Regions from separate parts of the Homo sapiens genome. Here region 1 is linked to region 2. A link is an interaction called in ENCODE POLR2A ChIA-PET data of the cell type or tissue named here. Cell type or tissue: PC-9. All regions are shown on one strand. Links, peaks and the distances in the headings refer to the core of each region. The heading gives the core; the rest is flanking DNA.

What was found. Peaks named below come from ENCODE experiments on the same cell type or tissue, not always from the same donor. Only the 100,000 strongest peaks of a DNase experiment are listed, where the experiment ranks them.
Region 1: POLR2A ChIA-PET joins it to region 2 with 7 read pairs; 3 of 35 experiments call an interaction of 5 or more read pairs at or near these places.

What each region holds. Positions count from the first base shown.
Region 1 is chr11:112,611,197-112,616,575 of GRCh38, forward strand. No RefSeq gene overlaps it. Among named protein-coding and RNA genes, the nearest start is that of LINC02764, 58 kb to the left of the region's middle. In PC-9, for the core only: no CTCF peak of the experiment used is centred there; DNase peaks (open chromatin) are centred at 1,555, 2,215 and 2,635; H3K27ac peaks cover 2,933 bases.
Region 2 is chr11:112,692,713-112,698,091 of GRCh38, forward strand. No RefSeq gene overlaps it. Among named protein-coding and RNA genes, the nearest start is that of LINC02764, 140 kb to the left of the region's middle. In PC-9, for the core only: no CTCF peak of the experiment used is centred there; no DNase peak of the experiment used is centred there.

The DNA.
Region 1 (5,379 bases), core at 71-5,070, 82 kb before region 2:
AAGAGGAAATTACTCATTTCCTTTAAGGCTAAGTTACCCTGTGTTAGGGTGGACTGCAGAACAAACTAACATAGGCAACAATAAAGCCCAAGCTGGAAAGCTGGGATAGAAACTCTGCCCCCAACAGGGGTCTGTAAATAACTGTTGCATGGATGAATGAAATGCATATGTGCGTACCATATTCTTCTAGCCCAAGATTTGATTTGGTTTCCATGTCTAGAGGCCAGATGCCTACTGGGAGGTCTTCCAAATCACCAGTCTTGATTTTTTCTTAACTGCTCTCAGGGGATCCAGGGAGTGATTCTGGTATCTGGCACCAGCAGCATGGCACTGTGCCCCGAGAGTATCAATGCACTGCTCATATTGGCTTAGGTCCATGTACCCGCTGAGCAGAGCCTACCACCCAGATGGTATAGACTTGGATTCCAGTCCACTTGGAATGGCCATGTCTTGCCAACTCCATCTCCAAGGGGACAGTCTGTACAGAACTCACATGCCAAAATACCCGGGAGTTTGCCAACCAAAAGGTGGTGAGTGGTCTTGTCCCATAAGCGCCACTTAAAACAGGCAGCAGATGGGAAACTGGGGCAGGAGGTGGAGAACAGCTGGATGATATTTGCTGCATAATAGCTCTTAAGGGATTTGAAAATCATTGTTTAATTTCCCTTCTCACCTTCTCATGTAAACAAGTGTCCTATATCAGGGGTGTGGAAATCAGAATTTTTGGTGGTTGACGCTCATCTTCACAGGCTCTGCAGCCACCTTCTTCCTGCCTGCCAATACACACACATGCATGCACGTGGACACACACAGACACGAGTGTGCACCGATGCACACATACGCATTCAATTCTGTCGACAGGGGCCTTATTTCATTTATTAAGTATCTAAAGCCTTGCTAGGAGCCTAGGCTTCCTCTCTGAAGTCTCTTTTAAAAATTAAATCTGGCTCTTTGGGGCTGCAGCAGGAAAACGGAATTTGAGATACAGTAATTCTAGATATTTATATCCTCCCATCATTTGCTCAGTTAGTCTTCTGCAGCTGCGGTTTGTTAGGGATTATCCCACCAAAAGGAATAACAGAAATACACATATTTAATAAGATTTTTTTTTCTCCATTTCTGTTTCTGGTTCTAAATAGGCACTTGGAGGAAGGGAAGCTCTACCATAGGAGAGGATCTCAGGGCAAGGAACAGTTGTCCAGCAGCACAGGGTTGGGGGTGGGAGGGGGGAGGGGAGGGGAGGGGACGCGCCTGCAAGGAGGGAGGAGGGAGGGAGACGGGAGCCTGGAAAAGCTGGAACTGGATCCTGGTCCCAATGTTCATACAGAGGAGAGGACAGTGGTTCTGCAAATGCCCCTTTACAGAAGAATTTAAAGCGCAATTCTGATTTCTTTAGCCCATGGTTTGAAGGCCAGGTGTTCTGTGGTCTGAGCAATCCATTACCTACCTTTCTTCATCACTTCTGGGTGGAGTTCATTTGGCCCCAAAGAGAAGTTCCTGATCTTGGAGGACTCTCCCTCTCTCACTTTGACTTCATGGAGCCTTTCTTCCTAGGGGTGGAAGGGCTGGCTGGTAGATACCTGGGTATGGGTTACCACACCTGCAGGCCCCAGGGGCGCACAAACACCCTTGGCCTCAATCCTGAATGACCTCCAGGTGCACAAATGCTCCAGGGCTACATTTCCATTGGCCTTTTGACTCCTATTAACAGTGTCCTGGGGACTTTTGGCTGGGGGTGTTATATAAATGTTTTTTGAGTCTCATCTGCAATAATCCCTCAGTCCAGGCAAGGGTTTATTCTTTCTTCTCTGAGAAAACAGAGAAAAAGACAAGACTTTTCTTCTCTTTAAAAGCTGTGCCCTTTCTGTTGAGAACCACTCACTTCAGCACTCTGCAATGTGGTGAATCTCCCCAGGCTAACTCCTCCTATGATGGGAGCTCAGCATAAAAATTACAGCTGCCTCAGAGGCCACCTGACCCTGATGCATCAATCCCTGGAGTGAGGCCAAATCACCACTTAAAATGACAATTCTGTACAAAGTGGCACAATGACATGTTAAAAATATATAGATGAATATAGATGTAATATGAAAATATGTATTTTTACTGCTCTCCCCATCAGAAGCAGGCATGTTAAAGGTATTAATCGGCATTCCTCTCCAGAGGGATCCTCTAGTTATGTGCTTTGGAAGCCAGACAGGAAGTGTGAATCATGCAGCAATGCAAAATTAATCCAGACAAAATGAAAAATGAAATGATGCAGCCAAGGTATCTGGGATGGAGGGGCCAGGAGGGTGAGAAGTCCTACCCTGTCTTCCCTGGCTCTCTGCGGGAGAGGAAAGGCTTTATTTGTAGGGGGTGGTTGCTGAGGGACCTGGGACCTCCCCAGAGCAGGATGAGTTGATATGTTCTCTCATTGCCGAGGAGTAGAATACCTGGGGAGGGAAGGTCAGTGCAATGGCCCAGGCTTCCAAACGGCTGGCCCTGACTTTGAGGGCACCTCGAAACTGGTTGAAAGCTTGGCAGGTATACCCGGAAGACACAGATGTGGTTCCTGTCCTCCCACCCCCACAGTGCTGGCTCCAGACATGTGCAGAGTTGGAGGTGACTCAGACCGTGCACGCACCTGTCCCCAGCAGATACTACTCCTATTGTAGGGAGTGGAAATTTCCCAGAGTAGATTCCTTCTTCAGAGGTGGGAAACACAGAAACAACCTTTTCTTTGTATCCAGATTTTTTTTATTTTTAAAAAAGACAAGGGCTCTTTCTGTTGTCCAAGCTAGAGTGCAGTGGTATGATCATAGTTCACTGTAGCTTTGAACTCCTGGGCTCAAACGATCCTTCCATCTCAGCCTCTGAAGTAGCTGGGACTACAGGTACATGCCACCACACCTGGACAATTAAAATTTTTTTTTTTTTTTTGTAGGGATGGGGGTCTTGCTATGTTGCCCAGGCTGGTCTTGTACTCCTGGCCTTAAATGATCCTCCCGCCTTGGCCTCCCAAAGCACTGGGATTATAGGTGTGAGCCACTGTGCCCAGCTTATTTGCAGATTTTAATTTCCTAAAAGCCTACCCATGGGTAATTCCTGAGTGTTTTTCTCAAATAACCCCTCAGTTCAGACAGGAGAGATAATCTTTTGTTCCTTCCTGTTTAAGGACAGAAAATGACTTTTCTTCTCTTAAAGTATCTTTCCATTGCAGGCAACTTGCTCTGGGTCTTTGTAGTGAGATGTGAAATCTCTGGTCCTGACAGACTCCATGGATCACATTTCTGGAGTGAAAGAGTAATTAGGTAGCACGCTTTAGTGTTTTTCAGCCCCTTCTGGGTTTACTGGCAATCACACTGCAGTTTTCTCTTTCTCTGTCAGCTTTAGTATTTGCTACTCTGTCTATATCCTTTTTACTCTTGTTTTAGTTTTTGGAGTTCTAATGTCTGTCTTTTTGAAAACTTTTAAATTCAGACATAACCTGCACAGAGGAAACTGTACACTAATCTCACATATACAGCCTCAATGAGTGCTTCTATAGGAAGACGTCTGATAATCCCCTACCTAGGACACAGAAAATCCTACCTAGGACACACAAAAAGGAGTGTACCTGAACAAGACCAGTCCTGTTTATTCTGAGTCATCTGCTCTTTCTTGAGGCAAATGGGACACTCAGTCAGCCAGCTACCCTGTCAGAGGGAGGGTTGATGGGGCTGGGGGGCACCTACCTTCCCAAGCACAGTAGAGAGCTACAGAGCTCAAGTTCAACCCAGGTCAAGTTGAACAACACATCAAGCCTCCTGGGAGGGCTTCCTCTTGTCCGTTTCTCAGTCCATTCTACCCCACTCCCCAGGCCCAAGCCCATCACTCACTTCTATCATGGTAGTGAGATTTTTTTTTCTGCAGTTTCATATGAATGGACTCATATAGTATAAATTCTTGTGTCTGGCTTTTGTTCATTCAACATTATGTCTTTAAGGTTCATCCATGCTGTTGTGCGTGTCAGAAAGTTTTTTATCTTTAATATCATGTAGTACTCCATTATATGCATTTACAGAATTTATTTATTCTGTTGATGAACATTTGGGTTGTTTCTAGTTTGGGCTAATAAGAATAAAGCTGCCTTGAACATTCTTTTAGATTTTTAGTTGTTGTTGTTTTAGTGAACATATATTCTCATTTCTCTTGGGTACACCTAGAGTGGCATCACTGAGTCATAGGCTATGTGTGTGTCTAGCTTTGGTAGATCCTTCCAAATCATGTTCTAAAGTGACTACAACAATTGACACTCCTACTGACAGTCTATGAGTGTTCCACTAGCTCTATATCCTTTCCAACACTTGGCTCTGTCTCTCTTTCTACTTACAGTTGTTTATATAGGTAGTTGTGTGCTTGCTTGCTCAGGGCCCCTTACTCCTTAATCAAACCCTAAATTTCCCAAAGCATACTGTGCAGGGATTGGGGTAAACAACTTCTTGGGCTGTACCAGTGTTAAAACCAAAAGTCTCAGGATTCCTGGGAATCCTCTTAGTCCTAGGCAAACTGGGATGGTTGGTCACCCTAAGTGCAGTATAATGGAAAGGAAACATGCTTTGGCAAGAAACTATTCTGGTATGAATGCTAGTTTATTCACTAACTAGTTCTTAGTTAAGGGAAAAATCAGTGGATAGATGGGTAGACAGATGACAGAGCAAATGTAGTAATATGTTGATAGTAGAAACTAAATGATAGGTATATGATGTTAACTGCCAATTCTTCTCACTTTGCTGTATGTTTGGAAATACTAATAACAAAATGTTGAGGGAAAAACAAAATGGAAATAATGCTTGTTGTTTGTAAGGGCATCAGATCTCAGAACTCAGAAGTGACTTCTTTCCTGTTATGAAACAGCTAAAAAGAACAAATGCCTTCATCATCCTGGTCTTTCAGTTCAGCTGCCCCACCTAGTTCCTCTATCTCTAAAAACCTTTCAGAAGAAGAGAGACAAAGGATTAAATAGCAAATAAGAGCAACTGGAGAGAACTTGTTTTTAAATTCCAGCAGTCATATTGCTTTGCTCATAGTCTTCTTGTGAACAGAGCAGGAAGCTTGGTGTCACCTCTCTGCCCCCCATGACCTGAGGCTGGTCACAGGTAGAATAGGCTGGGCTATTAACCATGACCTGATACCTGCTTGAGCCATATTCTCCAGCCTCTCTAGATTCTAACTTTGCTGTCATCGCTTGCAAAGCTGACTTACTTTTATCCTCTTTCAAAGACATCTCTTGTTCCCATGGCAACTTACTGGGGGTCTTCTATCACCATGGGAACATGGCTGCTGGGTTTAAATACACCTTATAACCACAGCAATAAAAAATATGGGGAAAGAGGGAGACTGGTTGTCAAGGAAACA
Region 2 (5,379 bases), core at 221-5,220:
CCCAAGAGACTTCCACAGGCTAGTATGAGGTTGGGGGAAAAAAGGGAATGGGGAAACAGCTAGATAACAGGAGAATATCTAGTATACCTTTATAACCTGAATCCATGCATGCATTTTTGGCTTCAACTTGCTTGTCCAAAGGCAATTCCTTATTATATAGCCTGGGACCAGATTTTGGCCACATTAAGCAATGAAATGAAGATGTAATCGCTTGTGTTTGCTTTTGTTTACACCCAAAGTTGTTAGATGGATGGCACGTGAATAGAGCAATCTTTCTGGGCCTGCTTTCTCACCACCCTTAGATATGACCACTGAGCTCCCTGTGGTTTGTGCTGGTTGCTCTCACATTTCTGCCAGCTTGGGGGACATCTGCCAATCACAGTTCACTGGGCACAACAGAAGTGAGGTGGGGAGAATCTCCCTGTACATGCCAATGCAGTTAGCTTCCTGACAGTGCCTTCACCCATCCATTCAGTTCAACTGTCCATTTATTCTTTCATTTATTTATTCACCTGATGGCCTGAGAGTCTCTGAACTTACAACCTGAGGATCCAAGGCCTTGAGTGACAGAGCTGTATGACAAAGCAGGAAATTTCCATAGTAAAATGTAAGGGTGAAACCTGAAGGATTTAAAAATATGTCTCTGGGACAAGATGGGAAATACTGAATTGGGGAGTAGGTGGGTTCATGGCAGGGGATTGTATCAATTAGGGTCCAGGCAAGAAAAGAGAAAAATCACTCTAGGTGTTTTAAATATAAGAGATTTAATGTAGGAGTTGTTTGCAAATATTTAAAGGGTTAAAGAGCAAAAGAAGGACACCGAGGCAATCTAGACATCACTATCCTCAGGAAGCAGTTACCACTCCTAGGCATGTGTGTAGTAGGAAGAGGTGGGATGATCGTCAGAGATGAGGAACATGGAGGAGAGCCCCCTGCCCCCCACCCCTGTGACTGGTTCTTGGGCATGCGGGGCAGGAGTGGCTCATGGCTGGACCTTGGACCTCTGAGAGGTGGAAGACGGTTGATGCTTAGTCACCAAAGGAGCCTATCCGTAGCCGGCTGGGGCTGGTATCTGAGACACTATACCTAGGGGGACCCAATGAGGCTGGCCACTGAGGCTACAGCTGTCTTCTTCTGCTGGAGAAAAGTTGACCAGAAGTGCAGACAAGAGGAAACACCTTCTCTCCTCCTACCGCCTTCTGCTCACACCCTAGTGCCTCCCATGGGCAGGATATAGCAGGAGGCCAGCTGGCAAGGGAAACTGAGAGTGAATTATTCAGGCCCCAGCATTGCAGAGCAGCACCTGGAAGGGTGAGCTCATAGCTGGGAGGCAGTAGGTAAATAACCAGCACAGGCACCCACAGTTGCAGTGGCACAGGGGTGGGGGTGCGCCTTGCTAGCTCCCAAGGGATGAAGTTGTAAGAATAGCAAGGAAGAGCCAGGGAAGTCACTGCCATTCAGCTGCCAGAGAGGGCAATTTCAAACACCTGGCCAGTCTCACAGAGCTCTTGCTCCTCAGGGCTCAATACAGGCCCAGCCCTTGATCTGGGCTTCAGCTCTGCAAACTCAAACTCCAGTCTGTGAATTCACTCTGGGTGATCAGGGCCACACCAACCATGTTGACTGGGATGAACCTGGGAAATGGTTACTGCTGCACCATACAGGAGGGGGCTTTAGCAACAGGACAAGGTATGTTGCCAACCAGCTTGCAGCCTCAGATCACAGCAGCCACACCCTGGAACAGTCAGATTCTCTGACTCGGCATTTCCTGGGCTCTACCACATCAACAGCTTTACATATTTCTGTTTATCTTCCTCTGATCACATTTCAATCTTGGGGACATTTGGGGGACACTTTTGTCTGTGCACATTTGTAAGCTAACCCCTCATGGAGTGCTACAGAGGACATCTGTTTTTTTGGTTTGGGGTTTCTTTTTATTCTCCTTATCCTTTATCCCCTTCCTCTATTAGCAAACTGACTTGCTCCCTCTCTCTCTCTTCCCTCCCCCATATCCCCCTTTTTTCCAGGTAGTTTTGATGAGTCTCAGTACCTTGGTCTCCTCTGATCACTAGGCTGGGAATAGTATCCATTACTCTGACCACAGGGCTTGAGTCAAGGGTAGGGGCATGAAAGCCAAGCAGCACCAATTGGTATCCTTCCCTGGAATTGTAAACACATAAGGCCTCTCTCTTTCTTCCAGGGTTCCCACACTGGCATGATGAAAGCCTGGAGCTGTCTACGAGCATACAGACCTTGGGGAAAGAGGAGGAAGTCATAGTGTAGCGCAAAGCTGAACCTCAAGAGGGCAGGAATGCTGATGACATCATTTGAGTCTCTGGGTCCACTCCGCCCTGTTCTTCCCAGTTATGTGAATCAACCAAGTCCCTTTATTCCTTCACCTAATGTGAACTGACAAATCTCATTCAATTTATGGCAAGGGAGTGAGATTTAATAATCTGGTTCTTAGATTCTGGAAATGATTCTTATTTAGTGCCAATACTCCTGTATAGGTGAATACATATCTATTTTTGAGAAATCAATACACATTTGTATGCCAAGGCCAAATTTTGAACTTTTCTTTTAACATCAGATATGGATTTTAGCCACACTAAGCAATGAAACTAAGATGTAATCACTTGTATTTACTTTCATTTGTACCCTAAGTCATTAGATGGATGGCATGTGAATAGAGCAATCTTTCTGGGCCTGCTTTTTCATCACCCTTAGATATGACCACTGAACTCCCTGTGGTTTGTGCTTGTTGCTCTCACATTTCTACCAGATTGGGGGACGTCTGCCCATCACAGTTCACTGGGCACAATAGAAGTGAGGTGGGGAAAATCTCCCTGTACATGCCAATGCAGTTAGCTTCCTGACAGTGCCTTCGCCCATCCATTCAATTAAATCATCCATTTATTCATCAGTTGTTTTTTGAGTTCAGACCCAGAGACAGTACTTGGTGTTGGGGACACAAGTGAGACACATGCCTGTCCTAACTAAGCTCATGGCCCAATGCAGAAAGCAGACCAGGCAAGTACACTAGAGTGGAGTGTTGCTGGGATAGAGGAAGTGCTGGGTGCTAAGGAAAACATAGAGGAGGCACCTAGTTCAGCTTTGCCAAGGAAGTGGGACACATGAATGGTGAGTGGGAGCTGGCTAGACAGAGATGGCAGAGTGAGGAGGCCATGGAGCCAGTGGAGGAGGAACAGATCACAGCTAGCAGATAAGAGCTCTTGGTAGAGCAAACATCAGGTGTAAAGACTGGGAGCTGAGACCTTTTTTTTTTTTTTTGAGATGGAGTCTCGCTCTGTCACCCAGGCTGGAGTACTGTCGCCTGATCTTGGCTCACTGCAACCACTGCCTCCCGGGTCCAGGCGATTCTCCTGCCTCAGCCTCCCACGTAACTGGGATTACAGGTGCATGCTACCACACCTGGCCATTTTTTTGTATTTTTAGTAGAGATGGGGTTTCACTGTGTTAGCTAGGATGGTCTTGATCTGACCCCGTGATCCGCCCGCCTCGGCCTCTCAGAGCTGAGAGGAACAAAGAGAATCTCAGTCCAGCTCAAGTTTTCAGCATGAAGGGACAGAGAAAAGGCTATCGTGGCTCATTTTTCCCTGTTGAAATGAGCAGCCATGGCAGCTCTTCCCTGGCACCAAGCTTGGGAAGTCGGCACCTTCTCCAGTCTTCATGTCAGCTGTGGAGATGCAGGGAGTCCTGCTTGCTAGCAGAATAAGAAAATGGATTCCTTCAATTCAATGCTATCCAGTCTGTAGCATTAATCCTCTCTTCCCCTCTCTTCCTGTGGAAAAGCTTACTGGCTCACCTATTTGGAAGGAGTCCTAAGGACAGGGAGGGTAAAGGAATGTTAGCAGGAAAGCTGCAGGAAGTTAGAGAAAGTCTAGGGCCAGTTTCTGGCAGAAAAAAAAAATTTCCCCCTTCCCCCTTGGGCAGTAAAGAAGAAAATTAAATGAGAGTGTCAAAACGGTTTGCTGATGTGCAAACCGCTTACTAGACCTTGGTCAAGGTCTAATATCTTTTTAAGAATGATGGCTTTGGAATTAGACCTTTTGGGGTTCAGATCTCAGCTCTTCCTTTTGATTGGCTGTGGAGCTGTGGGTAATTTGCTTAATCTCTTTGAGCTTTCAGTTCACTATGAAACACGACCATGTGGAGATTAAAGAATCAAATGTACTACCCAATACACAGTAGGTATTCAATAAATGACAGATATTATTACTTTTAGGTGATATAGATATCATATTTTTGTGAGGATTAAATATTTTAATCCGTGTAAAGTGATTGGCCCATGAGAAGCACATGTGTTAACTGTTACTACCACTGTTAGCTATTATCAGAGATAGCTGTGTATGGAGAATTCCTGAAACCTCCAATCCTCTGAAACTAGAGTCAGGAAACAGACTTTGACACATAGACCAAAAACAGAGGTGACAGGTTCATCTTATGTACCAACTGGCCAGTTGGCAATGAGTGCCTAGAATGTGCCTGAGGCACAATTCTAAGAGCTATCTGGCTCAGTAGGGAAGAGTATGCTATGATCTATTAGTGAGATGTCTGTTCTGGGTGGCAGAGAGAGTCATGTCAGCATGTGTGCTATAGATTTGCCTTCTTTAGACTGAAGCTTCATTCTAGACAGTTTGGGAGCCAGTAACAAAGGGCTGGGGCTGGCCTTGTCCACTTGTGCTAGTCTCCACTTGCTCCATGTTTTACTCCTAGCACAAAGTTGAGACATGGCCAGAGCCCAAACCCAGCTGCCTTTTCCTCAAGAAACTTTTGCTGGCATTAATCAAGACCTGTAAATCCACCATGTGGATGACACAGGCTGTGTGCCCAGCCCAGACTCTGCGAGCGACAGAAGAGGAGGGAGTTGCTTAGTGACATGACACAAAGGGCGTCTTTGATTCATCACCCGGCCCCAGCCCCAAGCCCCTGGCCAGCAGCGAGGAACGGCTGCAAATGAGCAATAGGACTCCTTTACAAATGTCACTTTGCTGTAAAATGTAAATGTTTAACATTTAGACACGAACGCTGACTCCCAAAATGCCTAGTGCTGGGTGGCTTTTATTCATTCTCTTAGGGATTCTTTGTCCTCCCATGGTGAGAGATTTCACTGCATGATTTACACCCCTGTGCTTGTTAAATTGCTGGCATGTCTTGCCCCAGATAGGGCAGCAAAAGAGCAGAGATTTGCAGGGGACTTTATACCTTTCCTGTTAATGCAGAGTATTAAATATACAGTGCAATTCCATCGGCAGCCACTGCTCAGAGGTGCTATGAACTCTGAACAGAGGAGATTTCATTTTATTTCCAATTATCCTGGACTTCAAAATATAGGATTGTGTCATTGAAGGTCGAGAA